2 separate regions of the Homo sapiens genome follow, and region 1 is linked to region 2. A link is a loop called in an ENCODE intact Hi-C map of the cell type or tissue named here. Cell type or tissue: dorsolateral prefrontal cortex. All regions are shown on one strand. Links, peaks and the distances in the headings refer to the core of each region. The heading gives the core; the rest is flanking DNA.

The links. A loop is a pair of places that touch in the nucleus more often than their neighbours do. Peaks named below come from ENCODE experiments on the same cell type or tissue, not always from the same donor. Only the 100,000 strongest peaks of a DNase experiment are listed, where the experiment ranks them.
Region 1: a loop joins it to region 2, with 14 times the contacts of the local background. A loop is called at or near these places in 96 of 110 quality-filtered maps.

Annotation. Positions count from the first base shown.
Region 1 is chr21:17,669,768-17,686,015 of GRCh38, forward strand. LOC124904999 (a long non-coding RNA gene) reads right to left here and starts at 4,652. Exons shown (of 2, transcript XR_007067821.1): 1 at 4,589-4,652. In dorsolateral prefrontal cortex, for the core only: CTCF peaks have their summits at 9,436 (motif pointing right) and 9,648; a DNase peak (open chromatin) is centred at 8,376.
Region 2 is chr21:17,896,091-17,912,338 of GRCh38, forward strand. No RefSeq gene overlaps it. Among named protein-coding and RNA genes, the nearest start is that of LINC03147, 19 kb to the left of the region's middle. RefSeq lists an enhancer at 7,154-7,712. In dorsolateral prefrontal cortex, for the core only: a CTCF peak has its summit at 7,138 (motif pointing left); no DNase peak of the experiment used is centred there; H3K4me3 peaks cover 342 bases; H3K27ac peaks cover 2,312 bases.

The sequences.
Region 1 (16,248 bases), core at 5,080-13,079, 230 kb before region 2:
GCTGGTCTCGAACTCCTGACCTCGTGATCTGCCCACCTCGGCCTCTCAAAATGCTGGGATTACATGCATAAGGCACCACGCCTAGCCAAAATATTTCCTTTTTTTCAATGAGAAAATGAGGATCAAAGAAGTTGAGTTGCTCAAGGTCACATTGAAAGTAGTAGAGCTGGAACCCAAATGCAAGGTTATCTAGCTCTAGGGCCCATGCCCTTAACGTCTCTGCTGGACTGAACTAGTGGGCAATCAATAACTGGTAATGATTACAAAAATGGTGGTAGAATAATAAATAGTGGAAGTTTTGATTGCCACGCTATATGTATGGCAGAATGTCATAGCATTTGTTGATTTTGTTCATTTCCTAAGTTTATTTTTCCCAATGGACATGGAGGAAAGTGTCATCCTATAGGATGACAACCAAATTGTTCTGTTTTCTCCTCCTGACTCCCTAATGCAGAGCTCCAGGCTGCTCCAACCAATCTATGGCAGATAGCACTTAAGTTAAAACCTGTTGGTCATCCCCACCTAATCTTAGTCCTTCTTCAAAACTCCAGGAAAACCAGGAATTTTCTCTCTCTCTCTCTCTCTCTCCGTCTCCCAAAGGAGCAATTTATAGCTGGAACTTCCTTACCATACTTTCCCCAATGTTTTAAGACCCTATGTTTTGGGCTGAATTGTGTCCCCCTTCTCTCAATTTATATGTTGAAATTTTAACCCTTAGTACCTCAGTATGTGACTGTTTTTGGTGACAGGACTTGTAAAGAGAGGATTAAGGTAAAATGAGGTCATAGGGTTGGACCCTAATCCAATATGACTGCGGTCCTCATTAGAACAGATTAGGACACAGACATACACAAAGGAAATACCATGTGAAGACATTACAAGACAACAGTGTTGGGGCTCAGGACACAATACTGCAAGGTATGGCCCCTTGGCGTGTTGAGTACTTTGAACTGAAAGAGATAGGGAGGGCTCAGAAGCAAGGTCTCTCTGACCTCTTACCTTCCTTTCTCTCTCTCTCCTTTTCCCTCCAAGGCAGGTCACAGAAACTAGAACTCCTCTCCCCAAAGGCAGCTGCAAAACCTAAAAATGTCACTCTCTGACCCTCTCACTTTTCCCTTGAAGGCTTTCATGTGACAGGTGTCCTGACCTGTACCCGGAGAAAGGAATGCTACACAGAGAGGCCAAAAAGAATTTGAACAAACAGGCCTCGCTAAGTTGCCTCCTCAGTTAATTACCATTAGAGCATACCATATTTGTCCAATCACATTTCTATTCTTCATTGAACCTAAGCATAAAAATACATAGGGTTATACAGAAGTTCTCTGGGCCTTCATTCTTTTTTTCTTTCTTCTTTTTTCTTTCTGAGATGGAGTCTCTCTCTGTTGCCTAGGCTGGAGTGCAGTAGCGTGATCTTGGCTCACTGCAACCTCTGCCTCCCAGATTCAAGCAATTCTCTTGCCTCAGCCTCCCAAGTAGCTGAGATTACAGGTGCCCGCCATCACACATGGGTCATTTTCGTATTTTTAGTAGAGATGGGGCTTCACCATGTTGGTCAGGCTGGTCTCAAACTCCTGACCTCAAGTGATCTGCCCACCTCAGCCTCCCAAAGTGCTGGGATTACAGGCGTGAGCCACCACACCCAGCCTGGGTCTTCATTTCTGAAAACTTCCATGTCACATGAAACACTGATTAAATACATGTGTTATACTTTTCTCTTGCTAACCTATCTTTTGTTTAGGAGTGTTGGCTGTGACCCTTGTGATGGGTGAGGAAGAGGTATTATACCTTTTTTGCCCCTGCAACAACCATCTACAAGCCAAGGAGAGAGGGGCCTCCAAAGGAACCAATCATGCTGAAGGCTTATCTTAGACTTCTAGTCTCCAGAACTATAAGGCAATAAAATTGTGTTACTTAAACCCCCCTGTGACACTTTGCTATGGCATCCCTAGAAAATGAATGCACTGCACAGCGGCCTGAGCACCATGGCTCTGTTCAAACCCATGCCACCTTTTCTTCCAGTCCTCTTCACTTTTGACATTCTGTCACTGTGTCGGTTTCCCAGTAGTTAAGCGCCAGGTGTGGAATGAGAACCCATTGTGTAAAATGGCACAGGTCCACACTGCAATTGGCTCTGGGGAGGCTAAGTCCCGGGAAAATTAATCAAGATGTGTACTCTCCTTTGTGTTCCTGTGCCTGACTCCCACTTGCTCATGCTCTCCCAGGGCATGGTGCCTTCCTCAGAGCTAACACAACACTGTGTTCATATCTAGATGAAAGTTCTCACAGGACTGTGACACCATTAATTTTTTTATGTGCCTGTTTGCCACCTCAACCCTATCTCCAGTTAAATTCTGAATTCATAGACACTGAGATTATGGCTATGAATTATTCATTTTGGTATCCCAGCATCTGCTACAATTCTAGTGGTTCAAAAAAGGCATAAATTTATATTTGGATTTTTTGAGTGGATATCTTTTTTTCTGATTTCTTTCTTTCTTCTATACCTCTGTGAAGGGAGTTTTATAATACAGATGTAAGGGAAAGAAATTTTAAATACGTTAAATATGTTGGTCAGGCATGGTGGTTCACGCCTGTAATCCCAGCACTTTGGGAGGCCAAGGTGGAAGGATCACTTGAGCCCTAGGAATTTGAGACCAGCGTGGGCAGACCCTGTCTCTATGAAAAAATTTAAAAATGAGCTGAGTGTGGTGGCACACACCTGTAGTCCCAGCTACTTGGAAGGCTGAGGTGGGAGGATCACTTGAGCTCAGGAGTTGGAGACTGCAGTAAGGCATGATTGTACCACTGCACTCCAGTCTGGGTGACAAGCAAGACTCTGTCTCAAAAATAAACAAACAAATGAATAAATATGTTATGCTATCAGCAGTGGTCAATGTCTTAAGAAAAAGCATTCATGTTTATCTTAAATGCTCTAATCAGAAGATTCTAAAATGTCTAAGCTTCTTCTTAGGGGGGAAAATCCAAGCACAATGAAGGTTGAGCTGTCTAGGAAAAACAGTCCTCAGGACCTCAAGGATCTTACTGCTCCCTCCACCTGCAAGATGGAGCCGAGCCCAAGGAGAGGAGATGGTTCTAAAATAGGTACTTTTCAGCTGGAGCTGGCTTAGAAAGTCACTCTTAATGTCTGATGAAGCTGTAGACAAGGAATTACCCTCAAGTAGTTGAAGCTTCTGTTCCATCGTTCAGGAGATAGGGAGAGAAGGGAGACTGCAGAAGAAAGAGACTCCCCAGTGCCTACCCAAGACAGACTCTGTAAGGACTGTCAGGCAGTGGGTTGGAAAATCAATGCTTTGCCTCTAGACTCCTCTGAACTCTCTTTGTGTGTTTGGATCAGTTACTAGTATGGTTGTTTCTTTTTTGGCAATGAATTGTCTCTAAATCTCCTTGAACTTTTTGGACAGAACAGAGGGACATAGTAATATATTTAGATTGTTATGAACTGTATCTTGCTTGTCATATTGAAACATGGAAACACTACCCTCATCCACTCCTTAGTGAATCTCCTGCTTTATCATGGGATCTGGTTGGAAAGAAAGTATGGTCTTTCTGCCCTTCACCCGTCTCTTCCTAGAGACACTATCCAAGGATGGTCAACTTCTTTGAAAGTCTTAGTAAAAAGCTGGGTCATGAGCTTTGGTTATTTTTAGACAACAATAGGCGATGGATGAAGCAAGTTTGTAACTAGGAATGCGTGGTTTGCACTACTTGGAATGCAGTTTGCCTTCGGGGGTTTGCTGTTTGTAAGACAATTGGCAACACCCCACAGATTTGTGTCAGGAACACCAAAGAATTAGAATCAATCATTTGTGAAGAAGCAGAACAGTCCTCCATTAGACTTTATATATTAATAAAAATGAGCACAAGTGAGGGTCAGATCTGTTCACCAGGTCCCTAATTATAATTCAGAGAGCCAGGGGAAAGAGAAAAAAGTAAAAAAAAAAAAAAAAAAAAAAAGAAGAATGCCTGACGTTTGGGAACACTAAACAGAGACAGAAGATTTTTCTGTCTTTCACGTCAAACATCCAGCCACGTGCTCACTTTTTTTCCTTGAAAGGCATTTAACGTTGTGGGATTATATTTTTCTTCCTGACTCCTAGAAAAATATAAATGTCATCGACGTTTGATCTCATCTAGGTAGTTTGAAGGCTCTTCGTTTGTGGGTAGGAAAGTTAATGCCACAAAATGTACTAAAATTCAAAAACATTCCAACTTTAATGATTCACAGCAAAGTCAGAATGCAGGTCAGATGCTGTATTTCTGATATTTAAAAAATACAAAAAGAATTCTTTGAAAGTATGTTTCCAAAAGACAGTAGACATTTGTACTATTTATCATTCAGCAAGAGCTAAATAGCATAGGAACATGGTTATTCTAAGTTACATTTTGAAAAAAGAGAAACAAAACAATTATTTCTGAAAACAGCAAAAACATCAAGCTTGCTAATTTGAACAGTTTTGACAGTTGACACAAAGGAGAGAAAAGGGCCTTTTATGTGTTGTATAAGGAAGATCTGTTGAAGAAAATTAGCTCCTACAGGAATAGGATTGATAATGTGACATATACTCACTCTGATCTAAATTTAACATCTTCCCACGTTCTCATTGCTCCAATGCCCTTCGAGTTACTATAGTGATCCTACCTTGCCATTCAACATTTAATTCCTAGGTAACAGACAACAACCGTGGCGACCAGGGAAGGAATAGGCAAAAATCTATTTATTAAATATTATCTGGAGTTACTTGCTTGAAAAAACATCTCCCCCACAACCCCAGCAGATTTTGGGCTGAGTTACAACTAAAATATAAATTGTACAAGAAGAACCAAGAAGAATTTTCAGGCTCCAATTTTGAGTTTTAGAATCTTGACATAATGGCACAGACCCCCAAAATAAAGATTCTGAAATAAGCACTTTTCATCTGGAGCTGGCCTGGAAAGTCTCTCTTAATGCTTGATGGAGCTGTAGGCAAGGAAATACCCTCAACTAGTTGCGGCTTCTGTTCCATCCACTGATGTTGTACCATATGCTTATCCTTCCTCTAAAATGGGCAGATACATGATGTGAGAGTTTTTTCTCACAAAATTAGCTTGCATTAGAAACTTCCAAATGAAAGACTCTTCTGACCACTGGAAAAACAGAGTAAGTACTTACTAGGTTCGTGCAAAAGTAATTGAGGTTTTTGCATCACTTTAATGGCAAAACCGCAATTAACTTTTGCATTAAACCTCATACATACATCATGTAAGTATACTTATATACATACTTTAAAAATATCTTCTCAGTAGCCTTCTCTTTCAGCTCTCCAGTAAAAGGGCGTCCAAAGATGGTAGCCTTCTCTTTCAGCTCTCCAATAAAAGGATGTCCAAAAACGCATACCTGAGGAGCACAAAAATACCCCACTATTTCCAGGTATTGGTCCTGTGGCAGGCCAGGTCTCACTAATGCAGTCTTCCATAACACCTGCTTCGGTACTGACTGACTGGCTAAGTTTTAAAAGCCAGTGCCCTTATACAAAGACTGGAATGTAACAAAAGCCCACCAAGAGTTTTGCCTAGGCTTTTCCTGAGCCTTAAAGCATAACAAAATAACGAAGGAATCCTTAACGGGACCCATTTAGGATTAAACAAGTTTTATTGGGAGTCTGAAGAAACTCCCCAGGCTTCACAAAGAAGCTTATTGGGGTTCTGAAGGAACTCCCCAAACCTCCATGATTTAGCAGGAGACAAGATAAGGGTAATCACCCCAGCACCTGGACCCATTTAGATCAAGTAAATTTATTGAGGTTCCAGGGGAAGGTCTCAGGACTCAGACCTTAGTTATAGATTAAAAGAAGTTAATCATGGCCAGGCATGGTGGCTCAAGCCTGTAATCTCAGCACTTTGGGAGGCTGAGGCAGGTGGATTGCCTGAGGTCAGGAGTTCGAGACAGCCTGGCCAACGTGGTGAAACCCCATCTCTACTAAAAATACAAAAATTAGCTGGGTGTGGTGGCAGGTGCCTGTAATCCCAGCTACTCAGGAGGCTGAGCCAGGAGAATCGCTTAGAACCCGGGAGGCAGAGATTGCAGTGAGCCAAGATTTCACCACTGCATTCCTGCCTGGGTGACAGAGTAGTGAGATTCTGCCTCAAAAAAAAAAAAAAAAAAAAAGGAAAAAAAGTTAATCACATGTGTCTTTAGATGAATGCACACTTACATGTAGACATATAGCTTACAAGGTATATAAGCGCTGGAAAACTTTGTGATTTTGAGTTGGTCTGGTGATAATTTCCAGGCCTTCTCCCTGTAAACGGCTGCAGAAATAAAAACTCTCTTTCTCCCCAGTTCATCTGCATCTCGTTATTGGGCCACGAGAAATAGCAGCCTGATAGTCAGTTACATCTGGGAACAGTCCTACAATGCAGTTTTCTGTGTTAGAAATAGCAATAAATCCATTCGAATGCAGGGTCCTGAACTAAGAACCCGTACTTTAAAATCTAACTTTTTCATTGCCATGGAGTGAGCAAAGGGGAACACAAACAAAAAATTAATAAAAGCAGACCAAAAGTACACTAGAAAAGTAGACAGTGAAAAAAGGAAAGGAGAGATAGATATGACGAAAATAAAGTGTTATATTCAGAAATCAGAAAGTAATACTGATTGTAACATTTGTTAAACTCTTCCTTTATCCCCAGGCTCATGCTAAGCACCTTACCTTCATTATTGTATGAAGTCCTCGTGGCAGCTATGTGGGCTTGCCACTATTAATATTTCCATATTACAGAAATATAGGGTCCAGCCCTACGGAGCTTGGCGGGTGTTCTCCTGGTGTGCAGAGATGAGAGATTGTAATAAATAAAGACACAAGACAAAACGATTAAGAGAAAAGAGCTGGACCCGGGGACCACTACCATTAAGACGCATAGACTGGTAGTGGCCCTGAACGGCTGGACACACTGATATTTATTGCATATAAGACAAGGGGGCAGGGTAAGGAGGGTGAATCTTCTAAGTGATTGACAAGGTGAAGCAAGTCACATGATCACAGGACAGGTGGCCCTTCCTTCTTAGGTAGCCAAAGCACACAGAGAGAAGGCAGCATAGGTCAGTGTTTTCTTCTATGCACTTATAAGAAAGATCAAAGACTTTAAGACTGTCACCATTTCTGCTACCGCTATCTACTACGAACTTCAAAGAGGAACCAGGAGTATGGGAGGAACATGAAAGTGGACAAGGAGAGTGACCATTGAAGCACAGCACCACAGGGAGGGGTTTAGGCCTCCGGATGACTGCGCGCAGGCCTGGATAATATCCAGCCTCCCACCAGAAGCTGCTGGAGCAGAGTTTTCCCTGACTCCTCCAAGGAAAGGAGACTCCCTCTCGCAGTCTGCTAAGTAACCGGTGCCTTCCCAGACACTGGCGTTACCGCTTGACCAAGGAGCCCTCAAGCGGCCCTTATGCAGGCGTGACAGAAGGCTCACCTCTTGCCTTCTAGGTCACTTCTCACAATGTCCCTTCAGCACCTGACCCTATACCCACTGGTTATTCCTAGGTTATATTAGTAATGCAACAAAGAGTAATATTAAAAGCTAATGATTAATAATGTTTATAATAATGATTGATAATTGTTCATGATCATCTCTATATCTAATTTGTATTATGACTATTCTTATTCTAACTATTTTCTTTATTATACTGAAACAGTTTGTGCCTTCAGTCTCTTGCCTCGGCACCTGGGTAATCCTCCGCCCTCAGAGACAAGGAATCAAGGGTGAGTCCATTAAGGCAATTTGCACAAGAAATCCCCAGTAAGAAAGTAAGTGGGCCGGGCTTGGTGGCTCATGCCTGTAATCCCAGCATTTTGGGAGGCCGAGGCAGGCGGATCACGAGGTCAGGAGATCAAGACCACCCTGGCTAACACAGCGAAACCCTGTCTCTACTAAAAATACAAAAAAAAAAAAAAATTAGCTGGTCATGGTGGCAGGTGCCTGTAGTCCCAGCTACTCAGGAGGCTGAGGCAGGAGAATGGCGTGAACCTGGGAGGCAGAGCTTGCAGTGAGCTGAGATCGCACTACTGCACTCCAGCCTAGGCAACAGGGCGAGACTCCATCTCAAAAAAAAAAATTAAGTGGTAGAACTTGCATATATTAAAAAAAAAAAAAAAAAAGCCCAAGCTGTCTGGACTCCAGAATCTGAACTCGTAGTGGGTATCATGGAGAGAGGGAAAAGTATAAATATAAAAAAGAGAAAATATGTAACAAAAGAGAAATTAATTCCTGCTGTATGTGGAGGAGACATTACAGGTAATTGGTCTCACAAGTGCCAAAATATACGCTACAGCAGGTGTCCCCAGCTACTGGGCCAGGGACTGGTACTTGTCTGTAGCCTATTAGGAGCCAATTCACACAGCAGGAGGTGAGCGGTGGGCGAGTTAGCATTACCACCTGAGCTCTGCCTCCTGTCAGATCAGCAGCAGCGTTAGATTCTCATAAGATTGCAAACCCTATTGTGAACTGCACATGCAATGGATCTAGGTTGCATGCTGTTTTTGAGAATCTAATGCCTGATGATCTGTCACTGTCTCCCATCACCTCCCAGATGGGACTGTCTAGTTGCAGGCAAACAAGCTCAGGGCTCCCACTGATTCTACATGATGGTGAGTTGTATAATTATTTCATTATATATTACAATGTAACATAATAGAAATAAAGTGCACAATAAATGTAATGTGCTTGCATCATCTTGAAACCATCCCCGCATCCAGTCCATGGAAAAATTGTCTTCCATGAAACTGGTCCCTGGTGCCAAAAAGATTGGAGACCACTGCTCTATGGGATCCATGAGCCTTGTACTTTACCCTAAACCAGTGAATTCACAAAGTCAAGGAGTCAGAATGGGTTTCCAAAGCTCTCCTTGAATGGAAGCAACCAGAAACTGTGGTGTAGATTTTACTTTTACAAAAGTGAAACAATTCTTTTGAATAGAATAACTTTTTATTCTCCTGCTTAGGAGAATGTTCACGTGTCCTTTGATAAAAATATTTACACTTATGTATGTATTCACATCGCCGAGTTGGAAAGCAGAATAGGTAGAAGTTCTTTATAACATCTGATATGCAAGAATATGATAATTTTAGACTTTTTGTCCTACAAAGTAGTCCTATGGACCAAAGGTGGATGGCAGATTTATTACTGTTCTTGGGAATTCAGGATGGGTGTCAAACAGCGATAATCATATTTCATTATGGTCTAGAGTAATTTTAGAAGTTCATTCTGAAAGTTCCAGCATGTATTATTGATTATTGTTCTATATGAATTAATCACAGATGAAATGTAAGATAGAGTGGTGTCTTGTACAATGAGTTACATAAAATTAAACGGGTCTATACAAAACTTCTTAGTGGTAGAAAAGAACAGTAACTGCAATACACCACAAGAGGGCAAACTGGTACTGTTGAATATCAGTAACTTGGCTGCAAAGAGTGCAATGAAAGACAAGGTGATGTCAGATCCAAGCCAGTTTACTTTTCTGCAATCATTCAAAGATCAAATCAGAAAGCTTTTCTTTAGTAAGTTTTGTGGTATTTGAGAAAAGTAATAAGGTCTTACTAGTTAGTAAATAAAGCATACTGCTTTTTACTTTCATTGAAAAAAATAAGATTTGTCTCTAAAAATATATTTTCCTGGGTTAATATTGTATTAGATACATACTTTGTATCATCACCAATTGTCAAGAAAATTTGGGGAAAATTAAAAGAAAAAATTATTTTCTTTTTTATCAGCAGTGTACAGCAATATAGCAAAACAAGCTACAAATAGGTGAAATTGGGGTTCACTTTAGCAGACAGGAGAAAGGTTAACAAGGTTAAGGTTAATATGATAAATAAATTATGGCAGAGAATTGAGGCAAATGAATAGAGATTCAGACAGTTCTCCCTGACGCTTCCCCTTACACATGTAACTAGGTGATTCATTGTAGATTAAAGAATGCCATTTGACAGGGCACTTTGGCTCACGTCTGTAATCCCAGCACTTTGGGAGGCCGAGGCGGGCAGATCACGAGGTCAGGAGATTGAGACCATCCTGGCCAACATGGTGAAACCCCATCTCTACTAAAATACAAAAATTAGCCAGGTGTGGTTGCGGGCACCTGTAATCCCAGCTACTCAGGAGGCTGAGGCAGGAGAATCGCTTGAACCTGAGAGGTGGAGGCTGCAGTGAGCTGAGATCCCACCACTGCACTCCAGCCTGGGCGACAGAGCAAGACTCTGTCTCAAAAAAAAAAAAAAAAAAGCATTTATAAACAAGACTGTCCATTAATTTTTAGGCCCTAAATTGTCTTTTTAATAACGAGTGCAATCTGAAAATGAGGTTCTTTGTATGTTGTGGCCTGAAGATAACGATAAAAGATAAAGAAACATTGGCAAACTGCAAAATCCTCACAGCACATGCAGTTTAGAGTGATGCTAGAAGTAATGTGATGTTTCCCTATTGAAAGAAAACTTATAAATATTTTCACTAGGAATGTTCCGTTAGTCCAGGGGTTGGCAACTTTTCCTTTAAAGAGCCAGATAGGACTGGGTGCGGTGGCTCACGCCTGTAATCCCAGCACTTTGGGAGGCCGAGGCGGGAGGATCACAAGGTCAGGAGTTCGAGACCATCCTGGCTAACACGGTGAAACCCCATCTCTACTGAAAATAGAAAAAAATTAGCCTGGTGTGGTGGCAGGCGCCTGTAGTCCCAGCTACTCAGGAGGCTGAGGCAGGAGAATGGTGTGAACCTGGGAGGCAGAGGTTGCAGTGAGCCGAGATCGCGCCACTGCACTCCAGCCTGGGTGACAGAGCGAGACTCCGTCTCAAAAAAAAAAAAAAAAAGAGCCAGATAATAAATACTTCTGGTTTTGCAGGCCATCTGGTCTCTGTCTACTTCTGGCTACTCCTTTTTGCCACTGTAGTGTAAAAACAGTCAGAGACAAGCAAATGAATGGACGTCATTGTGTTCCAATAAAACTTTAGTTAACAAAAATAGATGTCAGGCTAGAATGGCCCCTGGGTTGCAGTTCGTTAAACCCCACTTTAGTCTAGCTGTGGACCCCTTCATAGTAAAGGAGTAAATGAGAAGGAGAAATAAACTTGAGACTTGGACGTAGGGACACAAATAGCCTATAACTGGAGAGCAGAAGGTTATAAAAATCTCCACCTCAGGTCCCAAGAGATGTTCAACACTCAGAGTCTTAACAAGAAGCAAAAATTGTCTTAGGAAAAAGCGTATTTTAGAAAATTGGTTGAAACACATCCATAGCCTCATGCTTAAAATATGTAAATCCTGAAAGTGAAGTAAATCTAAAAATGTATGAGCTGGGGATTCTGTCCTGAGCATCAGAAGCCCGGGCATTTTGAGCCATCAAGAAGTAAGGAAATGCTTGAATCTTGCAGGAAACAGTAGGGTTTTGCAGCAAGACCATTGTGGGTGACAAATTCGCTCCAAAAAGCACCCTCATTTTCTGAGTGTAAGGAAACATCCCATAAATTACACCTCACAGACATTTCTAAAAGACCACTGGAAATTTAAAAATTTTGAAAACTTATTTCGTCATTTGTAGAAAGAACAAATTTTCAAAGAGTGACACATGCATTCTACTTTGATTTGAAAGATGAGCTAAGTTTTTCATGAAATCAACTAATTAATTGCTGGGGGAAAAAATGGCTTAAAAGAGTATATACTGCAATGGTGCCCAAGTCTGGCTGTAGGAAAATGTCAAGGAGACTTTTGTCAATGAAAAGTGGCAAACTCTGTAAAATATTTGAAGAGATGTATTCTCAGGTAAATATGAGTGACCAATGGCCTCTGACACAGCCCTCAGAAGATTTTGAGAACACGCACCCGAGGTGGTCGGAGTACAGCTTGGTTTTATACATTTTTGGGAGACATGAGACATCAATGAATACATGTAAGATGTATATTGGTTTGGTCCAGAAAGGTGGGACAACTCAAAGCAGGAGACCTTCCAGGTTATATGTAGCTTTAAAGATTTTCTGATTGGCAATTTGTTGAAAGAGTTATTATCAATAGAAAGGAAGGTCTGGTTACAATAAGGGGTTGTAGAAACCAAGGTTTTATCGTGCAGATGAAGTCTCCTGGTAGCAGCCTTCAGAGAATAGATTGTAAATGTTTCTTATCAGATTTAAAGAGTCTGTTCTGTCAATAATTCCAAAATGGAGGAGGGTATAATGAGGCATGTCCAGCTCCCCACTCCCATCGTGGCCTGAACTAGTTTTTTCAGGTTAACTTTGAAATGCCCTTGGCTGAGAGGAGGGGTCCATTCTGTTGGTTGGGGGCGGGGGCCTTAGAATTTTATTTTTTGATTTACTTTTTTTTTTTAAAAAAGCAACACAGCTTCCCAGATTTTACTCCAAACACTGAATTGGATTTTCTGGAGCCTGTGTGTGACACAGGCATTTTTATGACACTTCCCAGGTGAGTCTTGGTAGAAACCAGGCTAGCACCAGTCCAGGGAGTGGTATTTAGGAAAGAAAAGGACAAAGTATAAAACTTGGGTTTGATTTTGACCATTGTTGGGGCCAAGGAAAAACTATTTCACCCTCTGAAGGTCTGGTGAAAAATCAACTCACAAAAGGCATAAAAATCTATTAATGTGCACACAGGGGAGAACCACAGAGCGCATGCAAGGACAAAGCTGAACTGCAACAGGAATTTGGAATTGAAAGCCAGTTCCAGTCCCTAATGGGGTGCAGAAGCTTATATACCATCCTGAAGTACAGAAAGGATAGAGGCTCAGAGCATGGCCGATAAAAGGTTACGGTGGTAAATCAGGTTATAGTGATAAGACAGGCTACAAGAGGGAGAGAAGAGGAGGCCTGTAGCAAAGGTGGTCTTGTTATGTAGGTGAAAATTCACAGCTGGCAGCCCTCCAAGAGGGAGAGAAGAGGAGGCCTGGCTAGAAAAGTTGGTCTTGTTATGTAGGTGAAAATTCATAGCTGGCAGCCCTCCAAGAGGGAGAGAAGAGGAGGCCTGGCTAGAAAAGGTGGTCTTGTTATGTAGCAGACCTCAGACTGAATAGATGATGAATGTTTCTTTCAGGCCTTTAAAGGTGTCAAACTCTCAGTTTATCTTTCCTAGATCCAGACAAGAAAGGGCCTGGGTGCACCGATGCAGATTCTCTACAGAGGTGAATCTTCCTCACAAAAGACAGCTTTGCAGGACAACTTCTGTTTACTGGCTCTGTAACAGCCATCTCAAAATATGTCAACTAAATATATTTGCGTTAAAATATTTTGATTTCCTTCACTATGCTGAGTTCAAAGCTGCACCCTGCCATGTATTAGTCATTTGTCCCTGAGCTGGTGATGTACTCTTTTAAGGCTTCAGTTACCATCCCCATGACATGAAGCCAGTGTTTGTCCCTAAGGTAAGGATGGAAAATCTGAGAATGTGACTCTGTGTGGGCTTCAAGTATACATGCTTTATCTCTTTCACACCCTTCTCCTCTTTCTTCCTGGGAACAATATAACTGGATTTGCTTCACTCAGCAATATACAGAATTTTACTGAAAATGAGAGCCTTTGGAGAAAATATATTATTTTAGCTTTGTTCCATTGAAGCATTTCTTCCTGAATTTCCTGAGAACTCTGGGTTTATTTATTTTTTAGACTTTTGATTTTATTTATTTATTTATTTTAACTCTTTTTTTCCAATAAGTTATTGGGGTTCAGGTGGTATTTGGTTACATGGGTAAGTTCTTTAGTGGTGATTCGTGAGATTTTGGTGCACCCATCACCCAGGCAGTATACACTGCACCATATTTGTAATCTTTTATCCCTCATCCCCCTCTCACTCTTCCCCCTAAGTCCCCAAAGTCCATTGTATCGTTCTTATGCCTTTGTGTCCTCATAGCTTAACTCCCACACATCAGTGAGAACATATGATGTTTGGTTTTCCATTCCTGTGTTACTTCATTTAGAATAATAGTCTCCAATCTCATACAGGTAACTGCAAATGCTGTTAATTCATTCCTTTTTATGCCTGTGTAGTATTCCAATGTGTGTGTGTGTGTGTGTGTGTGTGTGTGTGTGTGTGTGTGTGTGTGTATATATACATATCACAGTTTCTTTATACACTTGTTGATTGATGGGCATTTGGATTGGTTCCATGATTTTGCAATTGTGAATTGTGCTGCTATAAACATGCATGTCAAGTATCTTTTTTGAATAATGACTTATTTGCCTCTGGGTAGTAGTGGGATTGCTGGATCAAATGGTAGTTTACTTTTAGTTCTTTAAGGAATCTCCACACTGTTTTCCATAGTGGCTGCACTAGTTTCCATTCCCACCAGCAGTGTAGAAGTGTTCCCTGTTCATCATACCCATACCAAACATCTACTGTGTTTTGATTTTTTGATTATGGCCATTCTTGCAAGAGTAAGGTGGTATCGCATTATGGTTTTGATTTGCATTTCCCTGATCATTAGTAATGTCGAGCATTTTTCCATACGTTTGTTGGCCATTTGTATATCTTCTTTTGAGAATTGTCTATTCATATCCTTAGCCCAGTTTTTGATGGGATTGTTAGTTTTTTTCTTACTGATTTGTTTGAGTTCATTGTAGATTCTGGATATTAATCCTCTGTCAGATGTGTAGATTGTGAAGATTTTCTCCCATTCTGTCTGTTTACTCTGCTGACTGTTCCTTTTGCTGTGCAAAAGCTCTTTAGTTTAATTAGGTCCCAACTATTTATCTTTGTTTTTGCTCCATTTGCTTTTGGGTTCTTGGTCATGAAATTCTTGCCTCAGCCAATGTCTAGAAGGGCATTTCCAATGTTATCTTCTAGAATTTTTTATAGTTTCAGGTCTTAGGTTTAAGTCCTTAATCCATCTTGAGTTGATTTTTTATAAGGTGAGAGATGAGGATCCAGTTTCATTCTCCTACATGTGTCTAGCCAATTATCCCAGGATCATTTGTTGAAAAGGGTGTCCTTTCCCCACTTTATGTTTTCATTTGCTTTGTTGAAGATCAGTTGGCTGAAAGTATTGGGTTTATTTCTGGATTCTCTTTTCTTTTCCATTGGTCTATGTGCCTATTTTTATACCAGTACCATGCTGTTTTGGTGACTATGGCCTTATGGTATGAGTTCTGCTCTGATCTTGGTTATTTCCTATCTTCTGCTGGGTTTGGGTTTGAAATCAAGTAGTGTGATGCCTCCAGATTTGTTCTTTTTGCTAAGTCTTGCTTTGGCTGTGTGGGCTCTTTTTTGGTGCCATATGAATTTTAGAATTGTTTTTTCTAATTCTGTGAAGAGAGATGGTGGTATTTTGATGGGGATTGCATTGGATTTGTAGATTTCTTTTGGCAGTATGGTCATTTTCAAACAATATTGATTCTACCCATCCATGAGCATGAGATATGTTTCCATTTGTGCCATCTATGATTTCTTTCAGCAGTGTTTTTTAGTTTTCCTTGTAGAAGTCTTTCTACTCCTTTGTTAGGTATATTCCTAAGGTTTTTGTTTGTTTGTTTGTTTGTTTGTTTTGTTTTTTTTTTCAGCTATTGTAAAAGGGGTTGAGTTCTTGATTTGATTCTCTGCTTGGTCGCTGTTGCTGTTTAGAAAAGTTACTGATTTGTATACATTAATCTTGTCTCCAGAAACTTTGCTGAATTCTTCTATCAGTTCTAGGAGCTTTCTGGAGGAATCCTTAGGTTTTTCAAGGTAAACAGTCAGCAAATGGTGACAGTTTGACTTCCTTTTTACCTGTTTGGATGCCCTTTATTTCTTTCTGTTGTCTGATTGCTCTGGCTAGGATTTCCAGTACTATGTTGAAGAGGAGTGGTGAGAGTGGACATCCCTGTCTTGTTCCCATTCTCAGAGGAAATGCTTTCAACTTTTCCCCATTCATTATTATGTCGACTGTGGGTTTTTCATAGATGGCTTTTATTACATTAAGGTATGTCCCTTATATGCCAATTTTGCTGAGAGTTTTAACCATAAAGGGATGCTGGATTTTGTCAAATTTTTTTTTCTGCATCTATTGAGATGATCATGTGATTTTTGTTTTTAATTCTGTTTATGTGGTGTATCACATTTATTGACTTGCGTATGTTAAACCATCCGTGCATTCCTGGTATTAAACCCACTTGCTCATGATGGATTATCTTTTTGATATGTTGCTGGATTCGATTAGCTAGTATTTTGTTAAGGATTTTAGCATCTATGTTCTTCAAGGATATTGGTCTGTAGTTT
Region 2 (16,248 bases), core at 3,947-11,946:
TTTGTTTGCTTTGTGGAAGGTCAGTTGGCTGTGTTTGAGTTTATTTCTGGGTTCTCTATTCTGTTCCATTGGTCTATGTGCCTATTTTTATACCAGTACTATGCTGTTTCGGTGACTATGGGCTTGTAGTATAGTTTGAAATCAGGTAGTGTGATGCCTCCAGATTTGTTCTTTTTGCCTAGTGTTGCTTTGGCTATGAGGGCCTTTTTTGGTTCCATATGAATTTTAGAATTGTTTTTTTCTAATTCTGTGAAGAATGATGGTGGTATTTTGATGAGGATTGTGTTGAATTTGTAAACTGCTTCTGGCAGTATGGTCATTTTCACAATATTGATTCTATCCATCTATGAGCATGGGATATATTTCCATTTGTTTGCATTGTCTATGATTTCTTTCAGCAGTGTTTTGAATTTTTCCTTGTAGAGGTCTTTCACCTCATTGGTTAGGTAGATTCCCAAGTATTTTTTTTTTTTCAGCTATTGTAAAAGGGGTTGAATTCTTCATTTGATTCTCCACTTGGTTTGTGTTGCTGTATAGAAGAGCTACTGATTTGTGTATGTTAATTTTGTATTCAGAAACTTTGCTGAATTATTTTATCAGTCCTAGGAACTTTCTGGAGGAGTCTTAATAATGTTTTCTAGGTAAATGATCATACTGTCAGCAAACAGTGACAGTTTGACTTCCTCTTTACTGATTTGGATGCCCTTTATTTCTTTCTCTTGTCTGATTGCTCTGGCTAGGATTTCCAGTACTGTGTTGAAGAGGAGTGGTGAGTGAGAGTGGACATCCTTGTCTTGTTCCAGTTCTCGGAGGGAATCCTTTCAACTTTTCCCCATTCAGTACTATGTTGGCTGTGGGTTTGTCATAGATGGCTTTTATTACATTTAGGTATGATGTCCCTTGTATGCTGATTTTGCTGAGAGTTTTAATCATAAAGTGATGCTGGATTTTGTACAATGCTTTTTCTGCATCTATTGAGATGAGTATGTGATTTTTGTTTTTAATTTTGTTTGTGTGGCGTATCACATTTATTGACTTGCGTATGTTAAACCATTCCTGTTTCTCTGGTATGAAACCCACTTGATCATGGTGGATTATCTTTCTGACATGTTGTTGGGTTCAGTTAGCTAGTATTTAGTTAAGGATTTTAACATCTAAGTTCATCAAGGATATTGGTCTGTAGTTTTCTTTTTGGTTATGTCCTTTCCTGGTTTTGGTATTAGGGTTATGCTGGCTTCATAGAATGAATTTGGGTGGGTTCCTTCTTTCTTTATCTTATGGAATAGTGTCAATAGGACTGGAACCAACTCTTCTTTGGTAGAATTCTGCTGTGAATCCGTCTGGTCCTGGACTTTTTTGTGTTGGTAATTTTTTAATTACCATTTCAGTCTCACTGCTTGTTATTGGTCTGTTCAGGGTATCTAATTCTTCCTGATTTAAGCTAGGGGGTTGTGTTTTTTTTAGGATTATCCATCTCTTCTAGGTTTGCTAGTTTATGTGTGTAAGGATGTTCATAGTAGCCTTGAATAATCTTTTGTATTTCTGTGGTGTCTGTTGTAATATCTCCTGTTTTGTTTCTTAATGAGGTTATTTGGATTTTCTTTCTTCTTTTCTTGGGTTAATCTTGTTAATGGTCTATCAATTTTATTTATCTTTTCAAGGAAGCAGCTTTTTGTTTCATTTATCTTTTGATATTCTTTCTGTTTGTTTCAATTTCAGTTAGCTCTGCTCTGATCTTGGTTGTTTCCTTTTCTGCTGGGTTTGGGTTTGGTTTGTTCTTGTTTCTCTTATTCCTTGAGGTATGGCCTTAGAGTGTCAGTTTGTACTCTTTCTTTTTGATGTAGGCATGTAGGCCTATTAACTTTCCTCTTAGCACTGCCTTTGCCATATCCCAGAGGTTTTGATAGGTTGTATCATTATTGTTGTTCAGTTTGAAGAATTTTTTAATTTCCATTTGGATTTTGTTTTTGACCCAAAGTTCATTCAGGAGCAGGTTATTTAATTTCCATGTATTTGCATGGTTTCAAAAGTTCCTTTTGGAGATGATTTCCAATTTTATTACACTGTGGTCTGAGAGTGATTGATATAATTTCAAGTTTCTTAATTTTACTGAGGCTCCTTTTTCGGCTTATCATACAGTCTATCTTGGAGAAAGTTCCATGCGCTATTGAATAGAATGTGTATTCTGCAGTTGTTGGATGAAATGTTCTGTATATATCTGTTAAGTCCATTTGTTCCAAGATATAGTTTAAATCCATTGTTTCTTTGTTGACTTTCTGGCTTGATGCCCTGTCTAGTGCTGTCACTGGAGTATTGATGTCCCCACTATTATTGTGTTGCTTTATATCTCATTTCCTAGGTCTATTAGTAATTGTTTTATAAATTTGGGAGCTCCAGTGTTAGGTGCATATATGTTTAGGCTTGTGATATTTTCCTGTTGGACAAGGCCTTTTACCATTATATAATGTCCCTCTTTGTCACTTTTAACTGCTGTTGCTTTAAAGTTTGTTTTGTCTGATATAAGAATAGCTACCCCTACTTGCTTTTGTTGTTCTTTTGCATGAAATGCCTTTTTCACCTCTTTAATTTAAGTTTATGTGAGTCCTTATGTGTCAGGTGAGTCTCTGGAAGGCAGCAGATGGCTGGTGAGTTCTTATCCATTCTGCAGTTCTGTATCTTTTAAGTGGAGCACTTAGGCCATTTACACTCAATGTTAGTATTGAGATGTGAGGTACCATTGCTTTCATCTTGCTATTTGTTGCCTTTGTACCTTGTTTTTTGTTTTCACTTTTCCACTTGTATTTTTGTTTTATAGGTCCTGTGTGATTTATGCTTTAAAGAGGTTCTATTTAATGTGTTTCCAGGATTCATTTCAAGATTTAGAGCTACTTTTAGCAGTTCTTGTAGTGGTGGCTTGGAAGTGGCAAATTCTCTCAGCATTTGTTTGTTTGAAAAAGACTGTATCTTTCCTTCATATATGATGCTTAGTTTTGCTGGATACAAGATTCTTGGCTGATAATTGTTTTGTTTGAGGAGGCTGAAGATAGGGCCCCAATCCCTTCTAGCTTTTAGGGTTTCTGCTGAGAAATCTGCTGTTAATCTGATAGGTTTTCCTTTATAGGTTACCTGGTGCTTCTGTCTCACAGCTCTTAAGATTCTTTCCTTTGTCTTAACTTTAGATAACCCGATGACAATGGGCCTAGGTGGTGATCTTTTTGTGATGAAGTTCCCAAGTGTTCTTTGTGCTTCTTGTATTTCGATGTCTAGATCTCTAGCAAGGCTGGGGAAGTTTTCCCTGATTATTCTGCAAAATATGTTTTCTAAACTTTTAGATTTCTTGTCTTCCTTAGGAACAGCAACTATTCTTAGGTTTAGTTGTTTAACATAATCCCAAACTTCCTGGAGGCTTTGTTCATATTTTCTTATTCTTTGTTCGTTGGATTTGGTTAATTCAAAGACCTTATTTTCGAGCTCTGAAGTTCAGAGCATTTTGCATTTCTATAAGTGTATCCAATGTTTTCTGAATTTTTTATTGTTTTTTCTTTATGCTATCTAGTTCCTTGGATATGTCTCCCTTCACTTCGTTCACTCGCGTCTGTGTGAAGAGACCACCAAACAGGCTTTGTGTGAGCAACAAGGCTGTTTATTGCACCTGGGTGCAGGCAGGCTGAGTCTGAAAAGAGAGTCAGCGAAGGGAGATAGGGGTAGGGCCATTTTATAAGATTTGGGTAGATAAAGGAAAATTACAGTCAAAGGGGGGTTGTTCTCTGGCGGGCAGGAGTGGGGGTCACAAGGTGCTCAGTGGGGGAGCTTTTGAGTCAGATGAGCCAGGAGAAGGAATTTCACAAGATAATGCCATCAGTTAAGGCAGGAACAGGCCATTTTCACTTCTTTTGTGGTGGAATGTCATCAGTTAAGGCAGGAACCGGCCATCTGGATGTGTACGTGCAGGTCAAAGGGGATATGATGGCTTAGCTTGGGCTCAGAGGCCTGACAACTTCTTTTATCAGTTTTTGGATTTCCTTGCATTGGTCTTTCCCTTTCTCTGGTGCCTCCCTGATTAGCTTAATAACTGATCTCCTGAATTCTTTTTCATGTAAATCAGGGATTTCTTCTTGGTTGGGATCCATTGCTGGTAAACTAATGTGATTTTTTAGGGGTGTTAAAGAGCCTTGTTTTGTCATATTACCAGAGTTGATTTTCTGGTTTCTTCTCTTTTGGGTAGCCTCTGTCAGAGGGAAGATCTAGGGCTGAAGGCTGTTGTTCAGATTCTTTTGTCCCACAAGGTGTTCCCTCGATGTAGTACTCTCCGCCTTTTCCTATGCATGTGGCTTCCTGTGAGCCAATCTGCAATGATTGCTGTCTTTCTTTTGTGTCTAGCCAGCCAGTGAGTCTACAGGGCTCCAGTCTGGTACAGGGGGTTGTCTGCACAGAGTCCTGCGATGTGAACTGTTTATGGGTCTCTCAGCCGTGGATCCCAGCACCTGTTTCCAGTGGAGGTGGCAGGGGTGTGAAATGGACTCTGTGAGGGTTCTTAGCCTTGGTGGTTTAATGGTCTATTTTTGTGCTGGTTGGCCTCCTGCCAGGAGGTGGCGCTTTCCAGAGAGCATCAGCTGTGGTAGTGTGGAGAGGAACCGGCAGTGGGTGCGGCCCCAGAACTCCCAAGATTATATCTCCTTTGTCTTCTGCTACCAGGGTGGGTAGGGAAGGGCCATCAGGTTGGGGTGGGGCTAGGGGGTGTCTGAGTTCAGACTCTCTTTGTGTGGGTCTTGCTGCAGCTGCTGTGGGGGATGGGCATGACATTCCCAAGTCAATGGGGTTGTGTACCTAGGAGGATTATGGCTGCCTCTGCTGAGTCATGCAGGTTGTCAGGGAAGTCGGGGAAAGCTGGCAGTCACAGGCCTCACCCACCTCCCATGCAAACTGAAGGGTCAGTCTCACTCCCACCATTGCCCCCCAAACAGCCTTGAGTCTGTTTCCAGGTGGTGGGTAAGCTGAGCTTGAGAACTTGCCCCAGGCTACCCACCTCCCAGCTGGGAACGAAAAGGGCTTGGTTCTTCCCCCACCTGTGGGAGTGTGCGCACGGGATTCATGCCCTCCCCCCAGTTCTGGCCAGGAGGCTTCTCACATGGTTCCAATTGTTAAAAAATTCAGCTGGAGATTTCCTTCTCCCTGTGGTGTTTTTCCCCCGCTCCTCTGGCTGCCTTCCTGATGGATCTCTGTGGTCCCAGGCAGGAATGGCCTGCTTGGGGACCCAGCGAGCTCCCAAGGCCTTTCCTGCTGCTTCCTCTATCCCTGTGTTTTGCTTGGCTCTCTAAATTGACTCAGCTCCAGGTAAGGTTGGAAACTTCTCCCACAAACAGACCTTCAGTTTCTCCAGTGGGGGTGTGTGTTTGGGAGAGGAGGGTCTCCCTTTCCCACTTTTGCAGTTGGGGCACTCACAGTATTTGAGGCATCTCCCAGGTCCTGCAGGAGCAGTCGGCTTCCTTCAGAGGGGCTGTGGGTCCTCTCGGTATTTCTGGTTTGTTCTTGTAGTCGATCTGGGGCTAAAATTCACAGTGCCAGCCTCAGCATGCTGCTCTGTCGGAGTCAAAGCTACAGCCTAGTCCTGCCTCCCTTCTGCCATGAGCTCCTCATTTTCTCAGTAGATGCAATTTCGAACAGCAATAACAACATTGTAGTTTTTTACAACAAGCATAAATGATTGTACTTTTGGGCAGCGGAATTTTATGTAAAATGAGGAAATGGGTGGTTTCCAGCCTGCTTGCCTCTTGGTGGTGACTCGCAGCTTTCAGCATTTAGAATCTCTTGCTACTCATTGCTTTCAGGATGCCACAGATTCTCTTTTGTCTGGAGAAATGTATGTGATAACCTGGCACTCACGCCTTGGTGTCTAGGTAGGTATATTAACCTACCAAGGATGTATGCATTTTAGAGACGTTATCTGGAAAGATCAATTCATGACTCAGAGCATGTTTTTCCAAGTGCGGCATTTCTAGGATACAGCATCTGGACAGGGAAAATGTTTCTGAGCAGTGGAGTAGTTAATTTTTTTTTGTTTTTTTTTTTTGTTTTTTTGTTTTGTTTTGTTTTGTTTTTTTTTTGAGGCGGAGTCTCGCTCTGTCTCCCAGGCTGGAGCGCAGTGGCGCGATCTCGGCTCACTGCAAGCTCCGCCTCCCGGGTTCACGCCATTCTCCTGCCTCAGCCTCCGGAGTAGCTGGGACTACAGGCGCCCGCCACCACGCCCGGCTAATTTTTTGTATTTTTAGTAGAGACGGGGTTTCACCGTGTCAGCCGGGATGGTCTCAATCTCCTGACCTCGTGATCCGCCCGCCTCGGCCTCCCAAAGTGCTGGGATTAAAGGCGTGAGCCACCGCGCCCAGCCTGGAGTGTTTAATTTTATGTGTCAACTTGTCTGGGCTGTAGTACTCAGTTACGTAACCAAACACCAATCCAGGTGTCACTGTGAAGGTATTTCGTAGATGCAATTAACATCTACGGTCGGTTGATTTTAAGTAAAAGATACTAACTTTCATAATGTGGGTGGGCCTCATCCCAACAGATGAAGTCCTTCAGAGCAAAAAACAGGTTTCACTGAAAAGAAAATCTGCCTGAAGACCATAGCATCCTCTCCTGACTGCATTTCCAGCCTGCTTGTCTGTCTCTACAAGTTTCAGACTTGCCAGCCCGCATAATTTCATGAGCCAATTCCTTAGAATAAATCTTTTAATGTACACACTCACACACACACATCCAAATGCTTCTATGTCTCTGGAGAATCCTGACTGATATATAAACAACTGCACAGGCAGGCAGTTGTTTTTGTATTCCTCGAATCATGCCTCACTGTGGTCATTACTAGCACAATGCTTTGAATATGAGAAGTGTTTAAATAATATATATTAAACGGATCAATGAGTAACTAACTGGAGATTAACCTAATATGAAAGTTAGTATTGAGGCTTTAAAGTAAAAAATAAATTTTAGCCTTGTGATCATATTTCTCCATAATATTGAAAGCCTTTATTGGGACTCGAATGGTTTCCTGTTTATCATCAAGTAATGATGGAGGTTTGCTCTTAATTCTGTATTGAGTAAATACATGTCCCATATAAAATTTTTTGCTGCCCTCTGGTGGATATAGTTCAATAAATAAACATTATACAATTATATATCAAATTCCATATATTAAGCAGTTTCTCATTTGTGTATGTTCCCAAAGTTGCTTTCTCAGTTTAGAAATTGGAATGCATTTTTCACATCAGAAGAGAGGTTAGTATCTCAGATCTGCTTGTAAATCCCTATTATAATAAATGGTACTTAAAATATGGCACAAAAAATAGTGTAGAGCCTAACAAGTAGGTAGTTGCAATGATTTCATGAGGAAATCCATTGAAAGTGATCACTTGGGAACACAGTTAGCCATCTTCCCTGCTGTGGCCTTGATTACTGAGGAAGGCGAAGTGGAATTTCCTGGATCCCATCCCTGGGGGTGCTTCTATGGCCTGCCATGGGGTGTGTGTATTGGGAGGTGGGGGTGGGAGGATGGTGAAGGACAGAATCGAAAGCTTTCCAGGAATGGGGTGAGGCTTGGGGGTGTAGTGAAAGGGAATGAGGCAGAGCATAGCCCGGAGGAACAGAAGTAGCTGAGTTCTAAAGAAATGAAAGATCTGGAAATAAAATACATATGGGACTGAAGGGACAAGAGTGACACTAAAGACAGGCAGAGAGGAGTGAAGAACAGTGGTAAAGAGTGTCCTGTGCCCGCTCACAAGAGCCAATTGTTAAATTTTCAAGAATTTTGTGAGCCACTTATTAAACACAGACATTATTAAAAACTAAGTCAAGGCCGGCCAAAGTGCCTCACACCTGTAATCCCAGAGCTTTGGAAGGCCAAAGTGGGATGATTGCCTGAGGTCAGGAGTTTGAGACCAGCCTGGACAACATAGTGAGGCCCCCGTCTCTACAAAAAATAAAACGAAAAATAAATTAGCTGGGCATGGTAGTGCACGCCTGCAGTCTCAGCTGCTTGGGAAGCTGAGGTGGGAGGATCACGTGAGCCCAGGAGTTCAGGCTGCAGTGAGCTATGATTGCACCACTACACTCCAGCCTGGGCAAAAGAGCAAGGCCCTGTCTCGAAAAAATTAGTCGTATAAACTTACAATGAAGTAAACTGTCTTTAAAACTAAACTAATATGTACTCAAGACTCACCGCTTCCTAAGTATTTTACTATTTAGTAAAGTCACCTTTTGAGATGATTTACGTTTTGCATTCATATGGTGGGAATATTCCACAATGATGTGTTGTCCAGCATCTCTCCCCAGCTCTGCATTCCGAGATATCAGTAACTTCTTGTTGGTTACAGTGTGAATACTTTTGCCAAGAAAACTGAAAAATGCTACAAATCAAATCAGCTCTCCTCTATCCCCAAGAGCTGAATGTTAAACAGTTGCCAGCATTCCACTGGGTAAGGACATCTCTTCAGTAACAAAAGAAGGTTTTCTTTCTTTTTTAAAAAATAGTTTCACTACCTGTGCTAGATTGGTGTTCTAGTTCATTTATTCATTAAATAAAAAATATTATTTTTTGATTCTCTACTTGTTAGGAGATAATTTTCCATGGGTTTCTTATGTTTCTGCATACCTTATAAGAAAGACACAGATTACCCTTTGTCCCAGAAAATCTTTTCAGTGATGTTCATACAGTGAATGGCCTTGGAAGCTAGGGATTGGGTCTCCCTTTGGAGCAAAGGGCAGACATGCTTGCTGCCCATTATAAAATTTTTGCATCCCCTAAACTCAGCATTCCTCTCCTGTATCACAACCCACTATGTATTCAGGTATCTTTCGGTTCTTTTGTGTCACCCTGTAGACTTGGGCCTCGAGATACTGTCCCCAAAATGCCAAAATCCTGGCTGTTGCTATTGTTGTGATTAATAAGCTGTTCTTCTTCTCTGACCCTGAGTCTCCTGTCTTCTACTGGCATCAATGAAACTGTAGCAGGCAAACTTATTGGCTTGTGAGTAGGGCAAAATTCAGTCCCTTCCCAGTTCTTTACAGTATTATGTGTCAGGCAGTGAGCAAGGAACTGAAATGCAGGGGTGAGTACGGCAAAAAGATCCTTGTGGAGCTCAATATGTCTTGTAGGATTATAAACAAAAAGCATTAAAAATAAATGATGAATATTTAAAATTTATATTAGGATAAGAATTAAGAAAGAGTAGAACAGTGGTGCGATAGAGTAATGGAGCTGTCTAGAGGGAAATCTGCATGAGTTGTTGGGGAAGGTCTCTCTGGTAGGTGGTTAAGCCAGGAGAAAGAAGTTACGGCTGAAGAGTGAAGAGAGGGAGTATGTAAAAATACCATAAAGGAGGCCAGCCAGGTGCGAAGGCTCTCGCCTGTAATCCCAGCACTTTGGGAGGCCAAAGGCAGGAGGATGGCTTGAGCCCAGGTGTTACAGACCAGCCTGGGTAACATAGTGAGACCCTCTCTCTACAAAAAAAAAAAGGAGTCATGAAGTAGCATTTTTTGGTTGATTAATAAAGGGGATTTTTTTTTATGGGAAAAGATATGTTTTCTTCCATTTTCCTCTTTTCATTAAGGTAAATACGTGGGAGGGGAGGTTTCCAGACAGTGTGATAGAAATGGCAGGAGATTGCACTTTTCCTGCATTGGAATCACATGAAATTCCAAATATTGTATAAAGACTTGTGATTTGAGGAAATCCCTGGAAATAACACTTGGGGGCTGAATAAGAGTAGTATTAGTACAGACGGTGGAAGGCAGCGAGGAGGACAGAAAACGTGGCTGTAGTGAGAGGAATGAAATGACTGTCTTTGTACCCTCCCTGAGCAGTGCTCCCAAGGTGAGAGCTGATGAACTGGGGATGGATTGCCTGGAGTTTTAATGTTTTCTGTCAACGTTAGGTAGCAAAATCCACGGAGTATGATTCCAACAAACAATTGAGAGTTAGAGTGAAGTGAAGCTACCTAAAGGACAGAGAAAAAGGGTTTGGAAACTCAGTTCCTGACTCTTGATTGCTCTATGACCTCTCTGATATCTTTATTAGGTATGGCACTTTCTTATAAGAGGTTGCTGTAACTACCCTACTGAAGATCTGAGATGGGAAAGCAAAGGCAGAACAGCAAACTATAAAAGTCCCCTTCTTACATCTTCCACCAATGTGGCGTTTGAATACTTCTGTGAATTTTTAGAAATATGGGTTAGAAGTTACACTCAAGGCAATTTAAAAGTAATATTTTTTACACTTCCTAGAAGTTACAGTCTAGTCAATTTACAAATAATATTTTTTAGGTCGGGTACGGTGGCTCATGCCCGTAATCCCAGCACTCTGGGAGGCCGAGGTGGGCAGATCACTTGAGTCAGGAGTTCGAGACCAGCCTGGCCAACACGGTGAAACCTTGTCTCTAGTAAAATACAAAAAAAAGAAAAAAAAAGAAAAAAAATACATATATGTATATATATTACTTGGGCGTGGTGGCAGGTGCCTGTAATCCCAGCTAATCCGGAGGCTGAGGCAGGAGAATTGCTTGAACCTGGGAGGGAGAGGTTGCAGTGAGCTGAGATTGTGCCACTGCACTCCAGCCTGGGTGACACAGCGAGACTCTGTCTCAAAAAAAAAAAATTTTTTTTTTATACTTCAATATCTTTATTGACATAAATGGATATTGTATAACGTCTGTTCTAGATGCAATCTGTAAGTTGGTTTTATTTGCTTTTTTCTTTTAGTACCAGGTATTAGATAACCTAAAGGTATGCACAAAGTTTTGTCCTTGGATAATAAAGTGCTGGCTGCTGGGTTTATCGGTTTTCACTGTAAAATGCCAAAAAAAAAAACAATCTAGAAAACATCCAAATTATTTTACTGTGAAATTTTGTTAAAATGAATATATTGCTGTAATCACATACCCTTACATTTTACCAAGCACTTAACGTAGTCCTATAAGAATGCCCAAAACTAGTTGTTGATATACTGGTTTTTTTTTTGCAGATGAAAAAGCAGGCTCAGAGTGGTGGCGTGAGCTGCTTCAAGTCACATAGTAACTAGCCAATGTCTTAAATGAGCCCTTGGAGCATCTACACGGTGTTCTGTGATCAAAGGCCTCAGGGAGTTTTTACAGATTTCCTTTCTGTTGCTTCCCTTTTTGTTTATGAGACTATCCTTGCTGCACGCCTCCGTTCTCAGTGTCAGTTTTTTTGCTGGCCCAGGCTTCTTCTATTCATAGCCAGAATGGAAGTCCCAGCACCAGTTCCTGCCCTGTGTGTAAAGCAGGGTCGTTTCTTGTCTGAATAAAATTTGCTGGTGGTTTTGCATATCTTAAAGTTTTGGAAAATGTATCCAAAGAGAATGCTCTTTTTTTTGAGATCGGGCCATCAGAAACACTGATCCCAGCATCATTTAATTTAACATCCTATTGGAGAGAAGAATAAAACACATCCATTCATATTCAAGGAAATCAGACCTAAATGTATCTACTTCTTAAAAAAATTCGAAGATATTGTCTTTAAAATAATAACCCGGCTGGGCACAGTGGCTCATGCCTCTGATCCCAGCACTTTGGGAGGTCGAGGTGGGCGGATCACGAGGTCAGGAGATCGAGCCCATCCTGGCTAACACCGTGAAATCCTGTCTCTACTAAAAGTACAAAAAATTAGCCGGGCGTGGTGGCGGGTGCCTGTAGTCCCAGCTACTCAGGAGGCTGAGGCAGGAGAATGGCGTGAACCCGGCAGGCGGAGCTTGCAGTGAGCCGAGATGGTGCCACTGCGCTCCAGCCTGGGCGACAGAGCAAGACTCCGTCTGAAAACAAACAAACAAAGAAACCAATAACCCTCAGGAATATTAAAAACCATCTCAACTTGCTGAGGAACCTAGAATAAGATATGTGTAGGGCTGAGAATATGAGCGATGAAAAAAAATTTCTTGACATAGTCAAATGGTGAAAACACTTATTTATTTATTTTTGCTCTATTTTTTATTTTTATTTTTATTATTATTATACTTTAAGCTTTAGGGTACATGTGCACAATGTGCAGGTTAGTTATATATGTATGCATGTGCCATGCTGGTGTGCTGCACCCATTAACTCATCATTTAGCATTAGGTATATCTCCTAATGCTATCCCTCCCCCCCCACCCGACTGCACAACAGTCCCCAGAGTGTGATGTTCCCCTTCCTGTGTCCATGTGTTCTCATTGTTCAGTTCCCACCTATGAGTGAGAACATGCGGTGTTTGGTTTTTTTGTCCTTGCGATAGTTTACTGAGAATGATGATTTCCAATTTCATCCATGTCCCTACAAAGGACATGAACTCATCATTTTTTATGGCTGCATAGGATTCCATGGTGTGTATGTGCCACATTTTCTTAATCCAGTCTGTCATTGTTGGACATTTGGGTTGGTTCCAAGTCTTTGCTATTGTGAATAGTGCTGCAGTAAACATACATGTGCGTGTGTCTTTATAGCAGCATGATTTATAATCCTTTGGGCACATACCCAGTAATGGGATGGCTGGGTCAAATGGTATTTCTAGTTCTAGATCCCTGAGGAATCGCCACACCTGCTTCCACAATGGTTGAACTAGTTTACAGTCCCACCAACAGTGTAAAAGTGTTCCTATTTCTCCACATCCTCTCCAGCACCTGTCGTTTCCTGATTTTTTAATGATTGCCATTCTAACTGGTGTGAGATGGTATCTCATTGTGGTTTTGATTTGCATTTCTCTGATGGCCAGTGATGATGAGCATTTTTTCATGTGTTTTTTGGCTGCATAAATGTCTTCTTTTGAGAAGTGTCTGTTCATATCCTTTGCCCACTTTTTGATGGGGTTGTTTGTTTTTTTCTTGTAAATTTGTTTGAGTTCATTGTAGATTCTGGATACTAGCCCTTTGTCAGATGAGCAGGTTGCGAAAATTTTCTCCCATTTTGTAGGTTGCCTGTTCACTCTGATGGTAGTTTCTTTTGCTGTGCAGAAGCTCTTTAGTTTAATTAGATCCCATTTGTCAATTTTGGCTTTTGTTCCCATTGCTTTTGTTGTTTTAGACATGAAGTCCTTGCCCATGCCTATGTCCTGAATGGTAATGCCTAGGTTTTCTTCTAGGGTTTTTATGGTTTTAGGTCTAACGTTTAAGTCTTTAATCCATCTTGAATTAATTTTTGTATAAGGTGTAAGGAAGGGATCCAGTTTCAGCTTTCTACATATGGCTAGCCAGTTTTCCCAGCACCATTTATTAAATAGGGAATCCTTTCCCCATTGCTTGTTTTTCTCAGGTTTGTCAAAGATCAGATAGGTGTAGATATGTGGCATTATTTCTGAGGGCTCTGTTCTGTTCCATTGATCTATATCTCTGTTATATATACCATGCTGTTTTGGTTACTGTAGCCTTGTATTTGAAGTCAGGTAGTGTGATGCCTCCAGCTTTGTTCTTTTGGCTTAGGATTGACTTGGCGACGTGGGCTCTTTTTTGGTTCCATATGAACTTTAAAGTAGTTTTTTCCAATTCTGTGAAGAAAGTCATTGGTAGCTTGATGAGGATGGCATTGAATCTATAAATTACCTTGGGCAGTATGGCCATTTTCACGATATTGATTCTTCCTACCCATGAGCATGGAATGTTCTTCCATTTGTTTGTATCCTCTTTTATTTCATTGAGCAGTGGTTTGTAGTTCTCCTTGAAGAGGTCCTTCACATCCCTTGTAAGTTGGATTCCTAGGTATTTTATTCTCTTTGAAGCAATTGTGAAGGGGAGTTCACTCATGATTTGGCTCTCTGTTTGTCTGTTATTGGTGTGTAAGAATGCTTGTGATTTTTGTACATTGATTTTGTATTCTGAGACTTTGCTGAAGTTGCTTATCAGCTTAAGGAGATTTTGGGCTGAGACAAGGGGGTTTTCTAGATATACAATCATGTCATCTGCAAACAGGGACAATTTGACTTCCTCTTTTCCTAATTGAATACCCTTTATTTCCTTCTCCTGCCTAATTGCCCTGGCCAGAACTTCCAACACTATGTTGAATAGGAGTGGTGAGAGGGGGCGTCCCTGTCTTGTGCCAGTTTTCAAAGGGAATGCTTCCAGTTTTTGCCCATTCAGTATGATATTGGCTGTGGGTTTGTCATAGATAGCTCTTATTATTTTGAGATATGTCCCATCAATACCTAATTTATTGAGATATTTTAGCATGAAGCGTTATTGAATTTTGTCAAAGGCCTTTTGTGCATCTATTGAGATAATCATGTGGTTTTTGTCTTTGGTTCTGTTTATATGCTGGATTACATTTATTGATTTGTGTATATTGAACCAGCCTTGCATCCCAGGGATGAAGCCCACTTGATCATGGTGGATAAGCTTTTCGATGTGCTGCTGGATTCGGAAACCACTTATTTTAAAATAAAACAATATGATAAGCATTATATTAAATCGACAATTAATATAATATGTTAAAAAATAATTAAAAGCATTATTTAAAATAGAATAATAAACTATTTCCTCCATAAGGTCAATTAGGTATTCTGCCTTCATTGCCTTAAGGAAGGGACAATACAGACAAATCTGATCACAAAAGTTAAATTCTTGGTTAATCTATTTCTACTTCTAGAATTTAGCAGTAAATGATAGATTTTGAAGATGAGATAAAGAGTTGTTTTTCCTGCTTCTGATTTACTGAACCTAGGAAGAAAGAAAGTGAGAAGGTGAACAAGAGGCTAGATATGGTGTTACTAAAAATTGGAGGCTGACACTTGATTTCTCTCCTTTGTTGACTGCCACTGCCATCTTAAAGGAAGACAGCAACCTCAGATACGTTGGAGTCTCAGATAATTAATTGAAGGGAACTATGCTGCTGTTTGCTGAACTTAATTTGTCCCATTGCTAGAGCCAATTGTTAAGTTTTTAGGAGTTTCGTGAACTTGCTAGTATCACATTGGTAACTTGAAATCAGCCATGGTGAGAGTTTTAATCTACAGAAATGGGCAGATGCTCAGCACTTTGGGAGGCCAAGGTGGGCAGATCACAAGGTCAGGAGATCGATACCATCCTGGCTAACACGGTGAAACCCCGTCTCTACTAAAAATACAAAAAATTAGCCGGGCGTGGTGGCGGGCGCCTGTAGTCCCAGCTGCTCGGGAGGCTGAGGCAGGAGAATGGAGTGAACCCGAGAGGTGGAGCTTGCAGTGAGCCGAGATTGCGCCACTGCACTCCAGCCTGGGCGACAGAGCAAGACTCCGTCTCAAAAAAAAAAAAAAAAAAAAAAAAGGAAAAGAAATGGGCAGATAGATGCTACAAGCCCGTCCCCCACCACATCCTGGAGAGCTGTTGTTAAACACTTACCAGCACCCCACTGGATCTGTGCCTCCCTTCCCAGGTGGAGCCTGGAGAAATAGACAGACTGCTGAGGACCCAGCGACTTCTTATATACCACATCAAGTGTAAAATTTGCAGTGTGATGCATCCAGGAGGATGGGCTTCTGTCATCCTTTTAGGGTTCCTGCTTGTCTCTTTGTACTCTGAGGAGGAGTAGAACAATTTCTCATGTATCTAAGAGCAGCACAGAGTGGGAAAGTATCTCAGACAATATTGATAATTGACCTGAAGCCTCAGAGTGGTATGGGAGAGCAGATCAGTTTTTGCGAGCTCCTTGAAATGGGCATAGCAGTGATTCAATATGACCAAGTTTGAAGATTCCTGAGGTTGAGGCCAAATGATGTGTCAGCAACCTGTGTGGTTTAGGGTTAGGATTTGGATAAAGCAAGTGAGTCACGAACCCTGGGTGCAACATTTAATGGTGTGCCAAAAAACTCAGTATTTTATTTATTTTGTTAGTTTTAAAAAATTTTATTTTTATTTCCGTAGTTTTTGGAATACATGTGGTTTTGGTTACATGGATAAGTTCTTTAGTGGTGATTTCTGAGACTTTAGTGCATCTGTCACCCGAGCAGCCTACACTGGACCCACTATGCAGTGCTTTATCCCTTATCCCCCTCCCAACCAGCCCCCACCCCAGTCTCCAGGGTCTGTTATATCACTCTTTTTTTTTTTTTTTTTTTTTTTGAGACGGAGGAGTCTTGCTCTGTCGCCCAGGCTGGAGTGCAGTGGCGCCATCTCAGCTCACTGCAAGCTCCACCTCCTGGCTTCACACCATTCTCCTGCCTCAGCCTCCCGAGTAGCTGGGACTACAGGCATCCGCCACCTCGCCCAGCTAATTTTTTGTATTTTTAGTAGAGACGGGGTTT